2 separate regions of the Mus musculus genome follow, and region 1 is linked to region 2. Evidence: chromatin loops called from intact Hi-C (ENCODE). Cell type or tissue: gastrocnemius. All regions are shown on one strand. Links, peaks and the distances in the headings refer to the core of each region. The heading gives the core; the rest is flanking DNA.

The links. Hi-C counts contacts between places; a loop is a spot of excess contacts. Peaks named below come from ENCODE experiments on the same cell type or tissue, not always from the same donor. Only the 100,000 strongest peaks of a DNase experiment are listed, where the experiment ranks them.
Region 1: a loop joins it to region 2, with 9 times the contacts of the local background. A loop is called at or near these places in 25 of 42 quality-filtered maps.

Annotation. Positions count from the first base shown.
Region 1 is chr4:136,521,646-136,529,980 of GRCm38, forward strand. The region is part of intron 2 of Luzp1 (leucine zipper protein 1); the gene reads left to right. Among named protein-coding and RNA genes, the nearest start is that of Luzp1, 56 kb to the left of the region's middle. In gastrocnemius, for the core only: a CTCF peak has its summit at 4,988 (motif pointing right); a DNase peak (open chromatin) is centred at 4,986.
Region 2 is chr4:136,450,918-136,459,252 of GRCm38, forward strand. No RefSeq gene overlaps it. Among named protein-coding and RNA genes, the nearest start is that of Luzp1, 15 kb to the right of the region's middle. In gastrocnemius, for the core only: a CTCF peak has its summit at 4,003 (motif pointing right); DNase peaks (open chromatin) are centred at 815, 4,010 and 6,058; H3K4me3 peaks cover 673 bases; H3K27ac peaks cover 392 bases.

The sequences.
Region 1 (8,335 bases), core at 207-8,206, 71 kb after region 2:
AAGCCAAAAACTTTAAGGAGCAGGGCTAACCTGTCACTTACTGAGTATTTACTGTGTGTCAGGCCTGTCTGTCATACGTTTTCTTTCTTAATACCTATTCCAACTCTTTAAGGCTAGTGCTTTTATCATTGCCAGAAAGTGAGGTGAGAGGTTAAATAACTTATCAAGTTTACACAGGCAACAAGAGGCAGAATTAAGTTTTTAAACTAGGTCCTTTTCATTGTATCACATCCACCTTTTGAGAATGTTACTTTCTGGGTTGAGATGGTGGCTCACTTACCTTTCAGAAGCACACCAGAATAAACATTAGAGAAACTTAGACTAACAGCTATTCCTTTGCTCTCTGGGTTTTGTGAGCCCGTCTTTATTGGCACAGGAAGGCTGTGGAGAATAACAATGAACTAGGACTGTGAGGACGAGAACTGAGGAGGGGGGACAGCTAAGGGGTTTCGTGGTCCTCGTCACTTCTGGTGTACTGTGGATAGAGAAAGGACTGGGGGAAAGCTTGGAAAATGTGCAGTGGTCATGGAAATGCCTGGATACAGAGAGAAATCTTGGTAACACTACTCAAGTCAATCCACGCATGAAAAGGACATTGTAAGGACAAGGAGGAACTTGTCATGAGGTAGTGGATAACATATAAACATGTTCTTTACCCTGTGGATCTCAGTCTGGTATAAGTCCGATGGTATTGAGTTTTCATATAATGTGGTTAACATTCGAGGCTGACAAATAGTGAATTCCTGTAGAGCCTTCAAAGATGGAATGAGTTTTCTGGTGGGGAAGTGTCTGTCCTTCTTGTCATTAGAAGTGCTTAGACGCCGGGCGTGGTGGTGCATGCCTTTAATCCCAGCACTTGGGAGGCAGAGGCAGAGGCAGAGGCAGAGGCAGAGGCAGAGGCAGAGGCAGAGGCAGACAGAGGCAGGTGGATTTCTGAGTTCGAGGCCAGCCTGGTCTACAAAGTGAGTTCCAGAACAGCCAGGGCTATACAGAGAAACCCTGTCTCAAAAAAAAAAAAAAAAAAAAAAGAAAGAAAGAAAGAAAGAAAGAAAGAAAGAAAGAAAGAAAGAAGTAAAGAAAGAAAGAAAGAAGTGCTTAGACAAGAATTGATGATGAGTTACTAAGACAACTTGTACATTGAATTCTTTCCACTTTGAAAAGTGCCTGTCCCAACAACTCTATAGTGTGAAGCAGACACGTAAGACATAGAAGTGAATAAACATAGCCATATTTCAACTAAATTATTTATAAAATCAGGCAAGCTGCTCAGTTGGTAGAATGTTTGTTTATCATGCCCAGGTTTAGTCCCCAGGACCAACCTAAGTCTGTATGGTTGGTTATATATCAAACTGCAAAGAAGTTTGCTGACCCCTGCTATAAATGACTGTTGGGAACAGGAAATGAATCATGGCAACTATGTTGGGAGAAGGGGCAGGGCAGGATTTTTTATGTTCTATTTCAGATCTTCCTGATCTGCAAGGGCAGGAAGAAGAGCTAGTTTCTAAAGGGCTAGCTAGGTTCACTTAGAAATAGGTTTAAGGGGCTTAGGATGTAGCTCAGTTGGTGAAATGCTTGTTTAGCATGCCCAGGTTCAGGTCCCCAGTACCACATAAGCCAGGTGCTATGATATATACCTATATAGTCTTAGCACTTGGGAAGTAGAGGCAGAGGGTCTAAAAAATTCTAGGCCATCCTTGGTTACATACTGAGTTCAAGGACAGCATGAAATAAACAAGGCCCTGTTCTTGGTTTTGTGTTTTGTTTTGTTTTGTTTTGTTTTGTTTTGTTTTGTTTTAAAGAGGCTTAAGAAGTTTGGCAAAAATGATCTGCCAAATGGAAATACAATTGATATCTTTCTAATATTAATCAGAACTGAGGTAGATATTGATGTGAGAGACATTGGCTGTAAAAGATGGAACTGATGGTTGGTACATGCCCATGACCCAGGCACATGGCAGGAGCATTATGAATTTGAGGCTAGTGTGGGCTACATGGTAAGTTCCAGGAGCACTTGGACTCTAGAGTGAAAGTGTGGAAATGAAACCCTTTATTTATTTACTTATGTATACAGAAGAGGGCATCAGATCCCACTACAGATGGTTGTGAGCCACCATGTGGTTGCTGAGAATTGATCTCAGGACCTCTGGAAGAGCAGCATGCTCTTAACTGCTGAGCCATCTCTCCAGCCCTCTCTGTGAGTTCTTGATCTTCTTGCCCCAGTTTCCCAAGTGCTTGGATCACAGTAGAGTGACATTATGCCCAGTAGGGATGGTTTTATTTTTTTAAAAAACCATTGTTTTACCTTTGGCTATGTCTGTCTTATTTTTTCAAAGACAAAGGAGAAGCTCTTAATTTTTTTATTCTTGCACTTCACAGAAGTCTGGGTACATCATAGATGTGCCATAAATATTTACTGAATAATGAATCATCTGCAGAGAGCAGGGAAACATTAGGAAGAAAGGAATCTTTTCTCTTTTGTAGACAGCCCAGGATACAGCACCTCCACTGCTTTCTCCAGATAGGAGATGTGTATTAAAGAAATTAAAGGTATGTAGTTTGAGGCCAGCCTGGTCAATAGTGAGTTCCAGGACAGCCAGGACTATTTAGAGAGACCCTGTAACAAAAAACAAAAACAGAAAAATAAATGTATAAAACTATTCTAAGGAGTAGAGGAAGATTCAGAAATACTTTTTGTTCTTACCAGCCCAGTGATAATATTTGGGCAGCCTATAAGGAGTGGTTTCAGCAGTTTGTCCCAGTTTCCATGGCGCAGACCTGCAGTCTTGAAGGGGCACAATATGATGGTTAAGCCACTGAGCAAGTGGGTACAGGGCTTGGGTGTGATCTTTTAGAACATGTGTCCAGGACCTGATAACCTGTTCCATCTGATCCACTCATTTCCTCCGTTGTAACCCATGAACAGTTAGTTCCTTGGTATTACTTAGTGTTGTCTGTTAAAGGCCAGTGTCTGGCCAGACACTGAATCATTAGGAAGTTCATTCAGCCACTCACAGTCACTAAGTTTAAAGCATTTATTGTGTGCTAGGCTCCTTGCTGAGTACTGAGAATTCAGAATACAAATAAGAAAGCAAGTAGGGAGGAATATACTGAGTAAATAAAACTCATACATATACAGTGTTGTGAGCATTTGTCTGACATGCTCAAGGCCCTGGGTTCAATCTCCAGTACTTCTACCACTACAACCAGCTAAAAATGAGACTTAACATGCAGGCTGAAGACAAGGCTAGAGAGAGGTGGGCAGGCAAGGCCAGAACATGCAGGGCTTCTTGGTTTAATTGGAGAATTTGGACTTTAACCTAAGAAGAATAAGAGCCTTGAAAAGATTTCAGATAGGAAATGTAATGCTCTCTTTTTAGTGTCAATTAAGTACTTGTTGGTTGTTAACTGAGTTTAGCTTTTTCATTCCTGTGCTATACTGGTTGAGTCTCCACACTCAATTTTGAACAGAAGATAGAAAATTAACACTAAAATCCAAATGGAGGGACTGGCAAGATGGCTAAGTGCACTTGTAGAGGACTAGAGTTCATTTCTTGGTACCCATGCTGGGCTGTGACACCATAGCTGCATGTAACTCCAGCTCCAGGAGGTCCAGTTCCCTCCTCTGGCCTTCTAGGTACCCTCACAGACACGCACACTCACAAAGAGATATACACATAACTAAAAACATCTAAAAAGAAAAATTTAATCCACATGAAAACAGTAGTCAGGTTCCTGAACTTTTTATAATTCAGAATAGTGGTAATTTATAGATGGAGAAGTGCTAAAGTTTCATATCTATATTAGTTCTTTTCCTGTTTCCAGAATAAAATATTCTGATTCTTAAAAAAAGTTGAGAAAGGATTATTCTGGCTTACACTTAGAATGTTCCCTTATGGTGAAGAAGTCAAGGCTGGTCACACTGAATCTACAGAGCTAATCCCGGGGAATTGTTCCATTCACCTCTAGTGTGGGTCTTCCCCTTTCAGTTAATATAATCATATAATCAAGACAGTTCTCACAGGTCTGCCTGGAGATTTGTTGGATACCAAATTGTTATCAAGTTGACGAATAAATATTAACTATTATAATTTCCTCTTAAGATATTTGTTCATGAAAAGTTCAGTGTAAAGTGGTAAAAGGGAATGTTTGGAGAATGTCAGTTGAGGGTAGGCCGAGGCCCTTCTGTTCTGTTTTGGTTTTGTATGGGGTCCTCACTATGTTTCCTAGGCTGGTCTTAAGCTCCTTAGTTTAAAGAATCCCCTTGCTTTAGACTTCTGAGTAGCTGGAACTACAGAAATACTATCATGCCTAGGTGTGTGGGTTTTAAATTTTTTTTTTCACTATTGAACCTGGTATGGTGGTACACACTTGTAATCCAATACTTGGGAGGCAGAGGTGGGTGGATCTCTGTTAGTTTGAGACCAGCTTGATCTACAGAGAGAGTTCCAGGACAGCCAGGACCACACAGAGAGACCCTGTCTCGAAAAATGAAAGCAAACAAATTATTATTGTGATGTTGTATATCATGGAGTTCACCTCTACATTGTACAATTTAATGGTTTTAAGCATATCGACAATGATGCATTGCTTTTAAAGCTTCTCGTAGAAACATGGTGTTATTTGTCTTCTGGTAACTGTTAAGTTAGTATAAATCCTTTAATAATTCTTTATCCTTTCTATTACTGAACATATGAAATTTGTGGAGTCCCTAATCCCCCAACTAGTGTAAAAATAGTTAAGGCTTTTGCTGTGCCAGTGGACAAATAGCCAAAGGAAAGCGACTTGTTCCCTTCAGTTTTGGAGAATGTGGAAGCATGTAGGCTATGGAGAGATGGGAAAGAGTCTAGAAGAACTTAGAGGAGAGAAGAGAGCTGTACCATAGACGGGGCAGAGTGATGGATGATCCATGTTTGATGGTAGCAATTTCTCCCAAGCATTGCTGTTCTATAAGAGCTGTGCACGGGCTCCATCTGATGGCTCAGACCATGTAGTGCAGCCACCAGATGGAGCCCGTGCACAGCTCCAGAAGGCATTTGGTATTTCAAGCCTCAGTTGCAGTTGAATTGTTGGGAGTCAGTTTTACTATAAGATGCTGGCTGTTCTCTTATAGGTTAGACTGTGTTTTTTAATTTTTTATTAGATATTTTCTTCATTTACATTTCAAATGCTATCCCAAAAGTCCCCTATACCCTCTCCCCGCCCTGCTCCCCTACCCACCCACTCCCACTTCTTGGCCCTGGTGTTCCCCTGTACTGGGGCATATAAAGTTTGCAAGACCAAGGGGCCTCTCTTCCCATAGCTACATATGCAGCTAGAGACACGAGCTCTGGGGGGTACTGATTAGTTCATATTGTTGTTCCACCTATAGGGTTGCAGACCCCCTTAGCTCCTTTGGGTACTTTCTCTAGCTCCTCCATTGGGGGCCCTGTGTTCCATCCTATAGATCACTGTGAGCATCCACTTCTGTATTAGCCAGGCACTGGCATAGCCTCACAAGAGACAGCTGTTTACCAGGGTCTTTTCAGCACAATCTTGCTGGCATATGCGATAGTGTCTGTGTTTGGTGGCTGATTATGGGATGGACTGCCCCTAATTTCAAATCCTGATTCTGTTGCTGTTTCCAGCACTATTCTGTTAAATAGTGCTGAACCCCTGCGACCCTGCACATGTGGTACTGGAGATGAAACACCAGTCTTCACATATGCTGGACAAAATGCCTTACAACTGAGACATCTCCTCAGCCCTACTGGTGTCGTGCTGGCAATACTTGTGGCATAATTGTCTTGATAGATCCACCTGTGTTAGTCTTACTTTTTGGAAGCTTCCATTACACTATGTGCTATGCACTCTTGTGATTTTCCACTTGCCTCACAGATGCTTTGTCCCCTTTGCTATATTTTCATCCCTGTGAGCATTGGGGTTTAGACAGTTGGTGTCTTATTTTCTCTATATTTTTCTAAGCCATCTGTTTTTGTTGACTCACAGATTTATATTGTAAGAATACCTCTCTTCTGAGCTCTGACCCTGCTTGTGTGTTTATGGGCTCTATTGTCTTTGATTGACCATTAACCCCTCACAGATAATGTTTTAAACTTATCTTCCTTTTCTTACTGTTCCATCTATACTTAATTTCATTGGACTTAGGACAGCACTGTCCTACAAATTCAGGCCAGCAACCTTGGTCTGAAGCATCCTTAATTTCTTGCCTGTCTTATACATCATGTGCAGTCTAGGAACAAAAGCATGGGGTTCTCCCTTCACCTGGCCAGAGTTCTGACCACTTCTTAGTGTCTCTGTTATCAGCCACACTGGCTTTTGCTTGGAGTATCACAGTGCTTCCTGTTTGGTCTTCCTAGTCAGATTCTTTAGTAGTCTTTTGAAAAAACCAGGGCATTTATATTGATTTTCATCATGAGCTAGTCCTAATAATTACTATCACCCAACTTATTTATATACTAACTTTAACTTTTTAAAAAAGTTTTTTGAGACAGGGTCTACAAAATTATTTAATATAAATATTTCAAGGCTCCACCTCAATATCTAGGCAGTCTATCTTATCTATTCTAACCCCTCAACTAGTTTGGCTACCTACTAGTCAAAATCCCAATAATACTTGCAACTTGGGACTTCCATATTTCTGCTAAACTCTCAAGAATTCTTTCCACCTTACTCAACCTGACTGATCTCTTCCTCCTTCCCCTGGCTGGCAGAAGTCCTGCCCTATTCTCTGTTTTGCCCAGCCATTGGGTAATCAGCATTTATTGACAAAGCAGAGAATAAATGGTAAGAATTGTTTACACAGACTTGAGAGAGGAGATTCTTGACACAAGTATTACAATGCCATGTCTGGATTGAAATAAAATACGAGGGCGGAGAAGTCAGCGTTTGAATAATACAAGGATAACCTTTACACAGTGCATTATGTCTACATTCCACCTTTTTTGTCTAATAAAAAACAAATATTAGACAGAAGACTCATAATAATCTATATACAGTGATAACAATTATTATGACTAATCAGGTAAGATTCATGTTATATCTAGTCCATAACTATTTGCCAATTTTGTAGTTATATTCTATTGTCCATCCTAACTTGGTGAATTTAGAGTTTTGTACCTAAATCATTTTCTATCATAACTTGTCTTATTGACCTAAAGCATCTTCTAAGACATAAAACATTTTCTTAAATCCTATATAATTTAAGATTTATTCTGAAACTTTATCTAGTCTTTTCCCCTATCACAGACCTGAGAAGGAATAAATATTACTTGAGTATGTAGGAAGTACAGGCCAGCAGCTTCTGAAACTATAGAAATGACAGAGGAGCAGGTTGTCTGGGAAGTCCCCCAGAAATTCTCTAGGATTCTATCTTCAGCCTTCATGCCCAGAATATCTGACAGACCTTTTGTGAAGCAAGAAGTATGAAGGACTGCTTACCCTAACTTGGCAGAGCTTGGCAGTCAACTTCCCTGCATCCTGTTTGTTCTTTCTGGATAGCATTTTGTCTGCAGATGTAGCATGGGCAGCTTTCTGCCCAGTGGCAGCTTGTCACATTTGAGATGAACTCCATATGGAGGTTCTTTGATGCTCTTTTATCTTCTTTGAAGTGGATTAGAGATAACTTCCAGGAGCAGATCTTTCTCATTGTTAGAAAAGATCTCTTAATAATGAAATCATTCTAAATGTCATATTCTGTGGATCTCTGAGGTTTTTGAAGACCATCTATCTATTGAATATCTGAATTGTCACCCACTGTTTATTCTATTTACTATTTGAATAACTGTGAAAACATCTTACTGTAATTAACTCAACTAGTATCTATTATGACCACAAGTTTGATTGCCTGACTTTTAATTCATATTACTTAATTATCCTTAACAGTTTGTAATAGCAGGCTTAAAAGGAATAGAACTTTCATTGTATCTTTAAGAATTATATTGGTACAATATCCCAAATGTTGAAAACATATACATTATGTGCATTAAAAACTTTAAATTTGTATAAATATACAAAACGTTATGCCAGTGTAACAAAATATAACCTTAACTTTTATATCAATATACAAAGATCTATACCAATGTAAGATTATGGCTTAAAAAAAAAGTTGTTTTTTTTTTTAAAGTAAATTCAGTGATCTCTATCCCTTTTTCCTATTATTCTTATAATATTTCTATATTCCCCCTTTCTCTTTTCTCCCTCTCTCCTCCTCTGTCCCCTCCTCCCTAACCCCTAGCTAGGAGAGAAAGAATAATAGAGGAAAGAAAAAGAAAAAAAAAAAGAAAAAAAAATCCCTGAATCTAAATACCGTATTTTGTTTCTTCCCTGTCTAAGACCA
Region 2 (8,335 bases), core at 7-8,006:
AAAATCAAATCGCCTCTTCATTCGCTATTTTAAAAAGTATTTACTTATTTGTTTGTTTGTTTTTGAGGCATGGTCTCAGGCTGGCCTCAAACTTCTGCCTCTGCTTTATTTTTTTCCAATTGATTTTAAAAAAAAAATATGTCTTTCAGCTGGGCGATGGTGACACATGTCTTTTAATCCCAGAACTCAGGAAGCAGAGGCAGGAAGATCTTTGTGAGTTCTAGACCAGCCTGGTCTACATAGTGCGTTCTAGGACAGCCAGGGCACTCAGAAAAACCCTGCCTCAAAAAAAAAAAATCAAAATAAATAAGTATGTAAAAATAAATAAATAAATAATGAAAGGCCTAGGTCTATATTACCCAGGGTGGCTGGCTTTGAACTTCTGGACTCAAGTGATCCTCCTACCTCGGGCTTCTGGGTAGCTGGAACTGTAAGTATGTCATTATGGCCCCAGCTTCCCAGGCCAGTTTGATTGTTTATTATTGATTTATTTTTCAGAGCTGGAAGCATAGCCCAGAGTTTCACACAGGCTATGCGAATGGTTTCCCACTGAGCTACATTCCCAGCCACCCCTTCTCCACCGTTTACTTCTCAACAGACTTCAGGCCTCCAGGATGTGAATCCTGCAGGGAGTGCAAATAACTGAGCTCCGTGGACACAGGTGACCTCAGCTCCTCTGCTTTCAAGATCAGGGCGGGGGTAGGGGTGGGGGGGGAGGGGGAGGGGCTTCCACCGTCCATCCATCACCCTATGATCGCCATCAGACTCTGAGCCCCTCAGGGGCTCGCTTATCTATCTCTGTCCTCTTAGCCCCTGGCACACAGCCAGACAGCATGTGGTTAATGATAATAGCATTTACTGAGCTCTGACTGTGTACCCAGGTATGCCTTAAGCATTTTATGGGCAGTAGCCACTTAACCCAGTGAAGCAAGTCCAGTTGTTACAGTCCAGATTCGAAGCTAGAGTCCCAGGAAACTCAGTCTTTTGCCCTGTATCCCAGTGCCAGAATTCAAGTCAGGCTACACTCTGAACCCTCAGAGGATGTGGCCAGGCACAAAGGCCAGTGTTTGCCTTTGAAAAGCAGTAAAGCCGGAGAGATACTCCGTAAAGTGTCTGCAGTGTACGCATGAGGCTCAGAGGGCTTGGAATCCCAGCGCTGAAGAGGCAGCAGAAACGAGCAGAATTGGGAGGCTCAGGACCAGTCAGCTAACCTCATCCAGGCAATCATGTGTATGTCGTCACCCGAGTACCAACACCCAAGGTTAACCTCTGTCCTCCACACACAGGCACACATGTGTTCATCCATGAACACCTGGACACACACACACACACACACACACACACACACACACACACACACACACACTAGTGGGAAATGGTAACCAGGGTTTCCAGTTTCTTGCCTTTTAACTCAGGCTATTCTTTGGTACCACACGAATAACAATACTGTCAACCCAAGAAGGTGGCTGGGGCCTGGTACTGTCCCAGACACTGCAGTGTTCAGAACTGGGGAAATCTCTGAATGGGACTAGACTACCACTTACTCACTTGGAACTAATTAAGTGGCGAGGCAAATACACACAGTTGATGATTCGGACTACTGACCTGGGAGCCAGGTCTAGCTCTTGGGTTGCCAGTTGGCAACCTGTGATCTCTTTTTTTCTTTTCTTTTCTTTTCTTTTCTTTTCTTTTCTTTTCTTTTCTTTTCTTTTCTTTTCTTTTCTTTTCTTTTCTTTCTTTCTTTCTTTCTTTCTTTCTTTTATTTATTTATTTATTTTTTAAAGATTTATTTATTATTATATGTAAGTACACTGTAGCTGTCTTCAGACACACCAGAAGAGGGAGTCAGATCTTGTTACGGATGGTTGTGAGCCACCATGTGGTTGCTGGGATTTGAACTCTGGACCTTTGGAAGAGCAGTCGGGTGCTCTCACCCACTGAGCCATCTCACCAGCCCCTTTCTTTCTTTTATGATCGCTTGTTTTCTGTCCCCATATGGCCACCAGATCCCTCACAAAGCTCAGAGTCCATTTGGGGATCAAAGTACACTCAGCAGATTAGATAGGCAGGCAGTCTGTTCATCACCTGGCCTGTGTTGTGCCCCACCCCCTCGTTGCCCTCAGATGACTTTCCAGCCAGAGGGGAGAGTGCCTTCTTTATAGTTTCTAGCAAGTACCTGATTTGAGCCGTCCTCTGACTGAAGGGTCTTACGATAGCATTTATTGCTTTGCTAATCCTGAATTTTGCTCTCAAAGACAGAAACAGGGATCCCAGACCTGGAGAAAGGGGATTTTAACAGTTATCTAGGGCACCTTTAGTCACATCATCCCTGCCACAGCAGCAACTCATGATCTTGGATAGATTTATCTTGCTGACTCCCAGCAACTTGGGGAACAGGAAACCGTTATCCCCATTTTGCAGATAGGTAGATGGGGGCTTAAAATGCCTAAGAAATCTGCTCAAGGTATCCCTGTAACTCACTGGAAGAGACAAATGAGCATTCACATCTAGGTGACGTCACCCATGAACAACATCACTACTTCCTAGTTTACCCTAATCCCTGAACCACTCTGGTTTTGTTCGTTTGTTTGTTTGTTTGTTTGTTTGTTTGAGACAGAGTATCTCTAGTATAGCTCTGGCTGTCCTGGAACTCAATGTGTAGACCAGGTTGGCCTCGAACTCTGTGCCTCTTCTGCGTTCTGAGTGCTGGGATTAAAGGCATAAATGACCACACCCAGGTTCCCTGAACCCCACTTGGACAGCTCATTCACTTGACTTTTTGGCGTGCCCACCAAGTATCCTTGAACAGATTCAGGGACAGGATGCTCACCCTCAACCATACCTATGTTGACCTAGCGTTAGCCAGGCACTAGGAATCTAAAAAAATGTATGTCATTTCTTTTGTGGGGGGGAGGGGTGACAGGGGTGTTCAGACTGGGTTTCTCTGTGTAGTCCTGGCTGTCCTGGATCTTGGTCTGCAGATCAGGCTGGCCTCGAACTCAGAAATCTGCCTGCCTCTGCCTTCCACGTGCTGGGATCAAAGGTGTGCGCCACCATGGTTCAGCTGTAGTATTTCTGCCTAGCAACAGTCACCATGTTATATCACCATAGTGTGGCAATTGTATACTTAAAGCAGAGAAGGAACAGGCCAAGGGTACAAATCTAGTTCTAAGAACAAGCTGGGGCCAAATGCAAGCATATCCCTTTTTTTGTTTTGATTTTTTGTTTGTTTGTTCCAGACAGGGTCTCAGTACGCCAGAGGCTCTCAACTTGTGGGTCTTGGCCTCTTGGGAAGCTTGAACAATCCTTTCACAAGGGTCACATATCCAATATCCTGCATATCATATGTTTACATTATGATTCATGACAGTAGCAAAATTATAGTTATGAAATAGCAAAGAAAATAGTGTTATGGTTGGGGGGGGGTCTCACAGCATGAGGAAGATTGAAAGCCACCATACAATGAAGTCCTAGCTGGCTTGGAACTTGCTATATAGATGAGACTGGCCTAAAACTCAGAGATTTGCCTGTCTCTGCCTCTTGAGTTCTGGAATTAAAGATACGAGCTACCATATTGGACTTTGATTTTGTTTTTTTAAAGAGTTTTTTTTTCAAAATGTATATGGGTGTTTTGCCTGTATATATTGTGGTCAAGGAAGCCAGAAGAGAAATTAAATCCTCTGGGATTGGAGTTACAGATGGTGGTGAGCTGCCACGTATGTACCGGGAATCAAGCAAGCAGCCAGTACTCTTAACCACTGAGCCATCTCTCCAGCCCCGACAAAGAGACATGGGCCTTGGCTGTGTTAGAGATAGAAGAACCCATTCCCTTCCTACCTTTTTTTTTTTTTTCTGAAAAAAGGAACCTCATCCCGAGAGGGGCTGGTACAAGTCTGAGATCCCATCATAGGACAGAATCCAGTAGGAACATCTTGCCCTAAACAAGTTTGAATAAGGCGTTTCCCTCCGCCTAAATCCTGGTCCATTCCACATCTGTCCACCAGATGGCGCAGAAGCATCAGGGAATAATGCAGAAAGAAGGGTGGGCAAACCCCCTTTCTCTGGCAAAACTTTTCTACAAGAAGCAGCGGCAAGCCTCTGCCTGTTCTGGGACAGCACTTAGATCACTAAGGTATGCATTGCAGACACTCTCAGAGGCGAACTCGGCCTGACCACGGAAGTAGCGGAAGGTGATGGTAAACACTAGGAAATAAGACTCCAGCAGACAGGGTAGGAAATCTTTGCCTCTGGGAACCTTCTTGGCAGCTGGCTCAGAGAGTTGTGCTGGCACACCAAATGGGGTGCGAGATGAGATCCGTCTTTCTCAGGCTTTGCAGAGAGCTCCAGGTTTTGGTGCTCTCACTAGGTGGTTGGTGGCCACCGCTAGTGAAAGCCTTCTAGATGGCTGACGTGTCTGCCACCACTCTTGGAAGCCTGGGGGGCGGGGGGGGGGGGCGGTTACTAATGGATCTGGCAACTCCAGAGCTCAGCTTAGGCCCTGCAGCTCAATCGGGACTTCTGTTCCTCTCACACCACACATGGAACTGTTAAGTTCAAAGACTTGAGGCTGGAAACCTCGAGAAAGGTTTGAGATACTAGGGGTGGGGGAAGGGAGGCCAGGAGTGAGGGAGGCCTAGAAGAAAGGGAAGATTGGACGAGAAGTCGGTCAGACCTTGGGGACTCAAACAATCTATCTGCTTTGAACTTTATCCTGGGAGGAACAGGGATCTCTTGAAAATTATTTGGGAAGATGGCGTCGTAAGATGGGAGCTGAGATGGATCACTTGAGCTGTGTGAAGACAGAGGAAGGGAGGTGGAGAAGTCTGGAGGGACAGAGGCTAACCAAGGGACTGAGCACAGAAGAGCTGCAGGTTGGATGGGGTAATGACAGCGTGGGTTAATTTTCCATCCACCAAGACCTTCCCATGGGCTCCTGGGTACCCCAGTGAAACTGTCTTGGTTAGGTGACAGTTCTCTCAGGCTAGGGGACTTCCCTGGGCCAAGAAGATCTGTTCTCCAGCTGGTATATCCTGGAAGATCCTTGATATCAATAGACAGAGAGAGAAGGAGAGAGAGAAGGAAAGAGAGAGAGAGAGAGGGAGAGAGAGAGAGAGAGAGGCTAAGAGAGAAGCCAGATTGGGGGTTAGGAGGGCAGAGGAAGATATTCCATTAGGACACATACTGGTGGTAAACATCTCTTTCAGGTGCCAACTCTGCTAATTATTGGCTGTGTTAGCACAGCCAAGTCAATTTGGTAACCAAGCCCCAGCTTCTATATCTGTAAAATGTGGTTATAGAGCTATGGAGATGGCTCAGCAGGGACCTGGTGACCTGGATCAGATCCTTAAAGCTCGCATAGAAATGGAGCTAACTGACCCCACAAAGTTGTCCTCTAACGTCACACATGTTCTGTGGCATGCACACACACCCCAACATACATGCACAGCAATAATAAATCAAATATAAAAAGTAAAATATGATTATGGCTAAGACCAACCTTTGAGGCCTTGGACAAGGTGGTGTGGGTAGGGCTGCCTTAGTTAGGGTTTTACTGCTGTGAACAGACACCATGACCAAGGCAAGTCTTATAAAGAACAACATTTCATTGGGGCTGGCTTGCAGGTTCAGAGGTTCAGTCCATTATCATCAAGACGGGAACATGGCAGCATCCAAGCAGGCATGGTGCAGGAGGAGCTGAGAGTTCTACATCTTCATCTGAAGGCAGCTAGTGGAAGACTGTCTTCCAGGAAGCTAGGATGAGGGTCTTAAAGCCCACACCCACAGTGACACACCTACTCTAACAGGACCACACCTCCAAACAGTGCCACTCCCTGGGCCAAGCATATTCAAATCACGACAAGGGTTCAGCATGTTTTTTTGTTTTTGGTTTTTTGTGTGTGGAGGGGTCCGAGAACACCCAAGAAGAGGGGAGTTTTTAGGTTCTCCATCCCTCAGAGAGTCTGTGGTTATGCAGTAGGGCACCCTGGCTCTCTGGCCAGGAAGAACCTCTTCAAACCAGGGTGGGTTTCAAATCAGGTCAGCCCCAGGCTGAGAGCCCTTGGAATTAGGCCAAGGGAATTCTAGCCAAAGGCAAAGAAAACAATCTGGTTAGTCCAGGGCCACCTTCTGGAGAAAGGTGTTGTGGCTGTTTTCCTTGTTGAGACATTCAAAATGATTTTTCTGGGCCAGGTTACAAGGAGTGAGTCTCTTGTCCTATTTTGTTTGCTCTCTCGCTTTGTGCTTGCGCACTGAAAGTTGCCTCTGACCCCGGTTACTGAGATAAAGGTCTTGTAGATACCCCTGCTTTATTTTCTTTTTAAAAATCTTGTGTGTGGGGGCTGGCAAGATGGCTCAGTGGTTAAGAGCGCTGACTGCTCTTCCGAAGGTCCGGAGTTCAAATCCTAGCAACCACATGGTGGCTCACAACCATCCTTAACAAAAGCTGATGCCCTCTTCTGGAGTGTCTGAAGACAGCCACAGTGTACTCACATAATAAATAAATAAATCTTAAAAAAAAAAAAAAAACCTCTTGTGTGTGTAGGTTGTGTGCCTGTGTGTGTATGTGTGTGCGCACGCATTCGCTAGAGTATGCACACAAGTGTCAGTACTTGCACAGATGCCAGAGAAAGGCATCAGGCACCTTCTCTATCACTCTCCTCTGCCTTATTTCTTTGAGACAGGATCTCTCACTGAGCCAGGCTGGCTACCAGAAAAATCCAGCCTTTTTTGTTTGTTTGTTTGTTTGTTTGTTTGTTTGTTTGTTTGTTTTGAGACAGGGTTTCTCTGCGTAGCCCTGGCTTCCTGGGACGCACTCTGTAGACCATGCTGGGTCCACCTGCCTCTGTTTCCTGAGGGCTGGGATTAAAGTTGTGCGCCACCAGGCTGCCTTTTTTTTTTTTTTTTTTTGTGAGTGCCTGGTTCTGAACTGAGGCCCTAACAGTTACCCACCGAGCGTTCTTAACTACTGAGCTATCTCCCCATCTCTCTGGTCCCTACATTATTATTGTTTTCTTTCTTTCTTTCTTTCTTTCTTTCTTTCTTTCTTTCTTTCTTTCTTTCTTTCTTTCTTTCTTTCTTTCTTCCTTCCTTCCTTCCTTCCTTCCTTCCTTCCTTCCTTCCTTCCTTCCTTTCTTTCTTTCTTCCTTCCTTTTATCTTTGGGTCCTTCCTTCCTTCCTTCCTTTTCTTCATCTTCAGCATACTGGATAATTGAGCCCGAGGCCTCGCACATTGAGCAAGCAGTGCTTTCACCACTGAATTACACCCAGCCCTTTGTATACCTTCTCTCGGGTGCTCATTACTGCCCCTGAGTGAGGAAGGTCCTACTTCCTATTCACCCCTTTGTAGGGGTAGGGAAACCTAGGCTGGGAAGAGTTCACCCACGTGTGTATAGACTGACCTACATTTACTGATCTACATTTACTGATCTACATTTACTTGGCCTGTGGCTAGGTCTGTGCACTTGGAGCCCACGGTTCGCACAGCACCTTGAATTATCCAGTAAGTAAAACTGGGCCAAAAGCCACTAAGAGAAAAATAGTTAACACAAGGTACAGCAGTTGTCAGCTTGGCAGCACAGACCGTTGTATTCGTATGACACCTGCCAGAGAGAATTTAGCACAGGGAAACACGAATCTTTCCCAAATCACTGGCCTGATTCTTCCAGTCATATCAAAACAAAACTTCTTTGGGGAGAGGAGGTGCTGGAAAGGGAACCCAGAACTTCACAAGCACATGCTAGGCACATGCTACCAACCCGATAGTGAATTGTCATAAACAATTTCCCTCATGCCAGGCCTTCTCTGAGAACCTCATACCCCTTGCTTGACTCAATCTTCCCAAATGGTCCCAAAGAAAGGGGCTCAAATGGAGACGTTCAAGAATTTCTGATGGTCATGTGACTAGTGAGCAGAAGAATTGGGTTTCAAAATCACCTAGCTCAGTGTAGGGAACTTGTCTGGGAGGTAGAAGGCTCTCCATTCAATCTTCAGCACCAGAAAAATAAATAAATAAAGCTAGTTAATTAACATAGCACTGTCTCCAAGGGCTGTGCACTTAATCACGTTGACTACTTCCTATACAATTTGAAGCACATCCTGTTTCCTTCTTTGCTTTGGCTGCCAGGAAGCTCAGAGCCACGCTTTGGGTTATATCACAGTCCCCGTCCTTAAAAAACTTTCCATCAGCCGCTGCTGTATTCAGAATTTCGTGTTTCTTCCTTCCTTCTCCTCTGGCCTTCTGCCCAGGCATTCATTACTCCTTGATTCCTGCTCTTTAATTATTGATCAAATGGTCTTTAGGCTGCGGCGGAAACCACCTCCAAACCCTTTTTGGAAT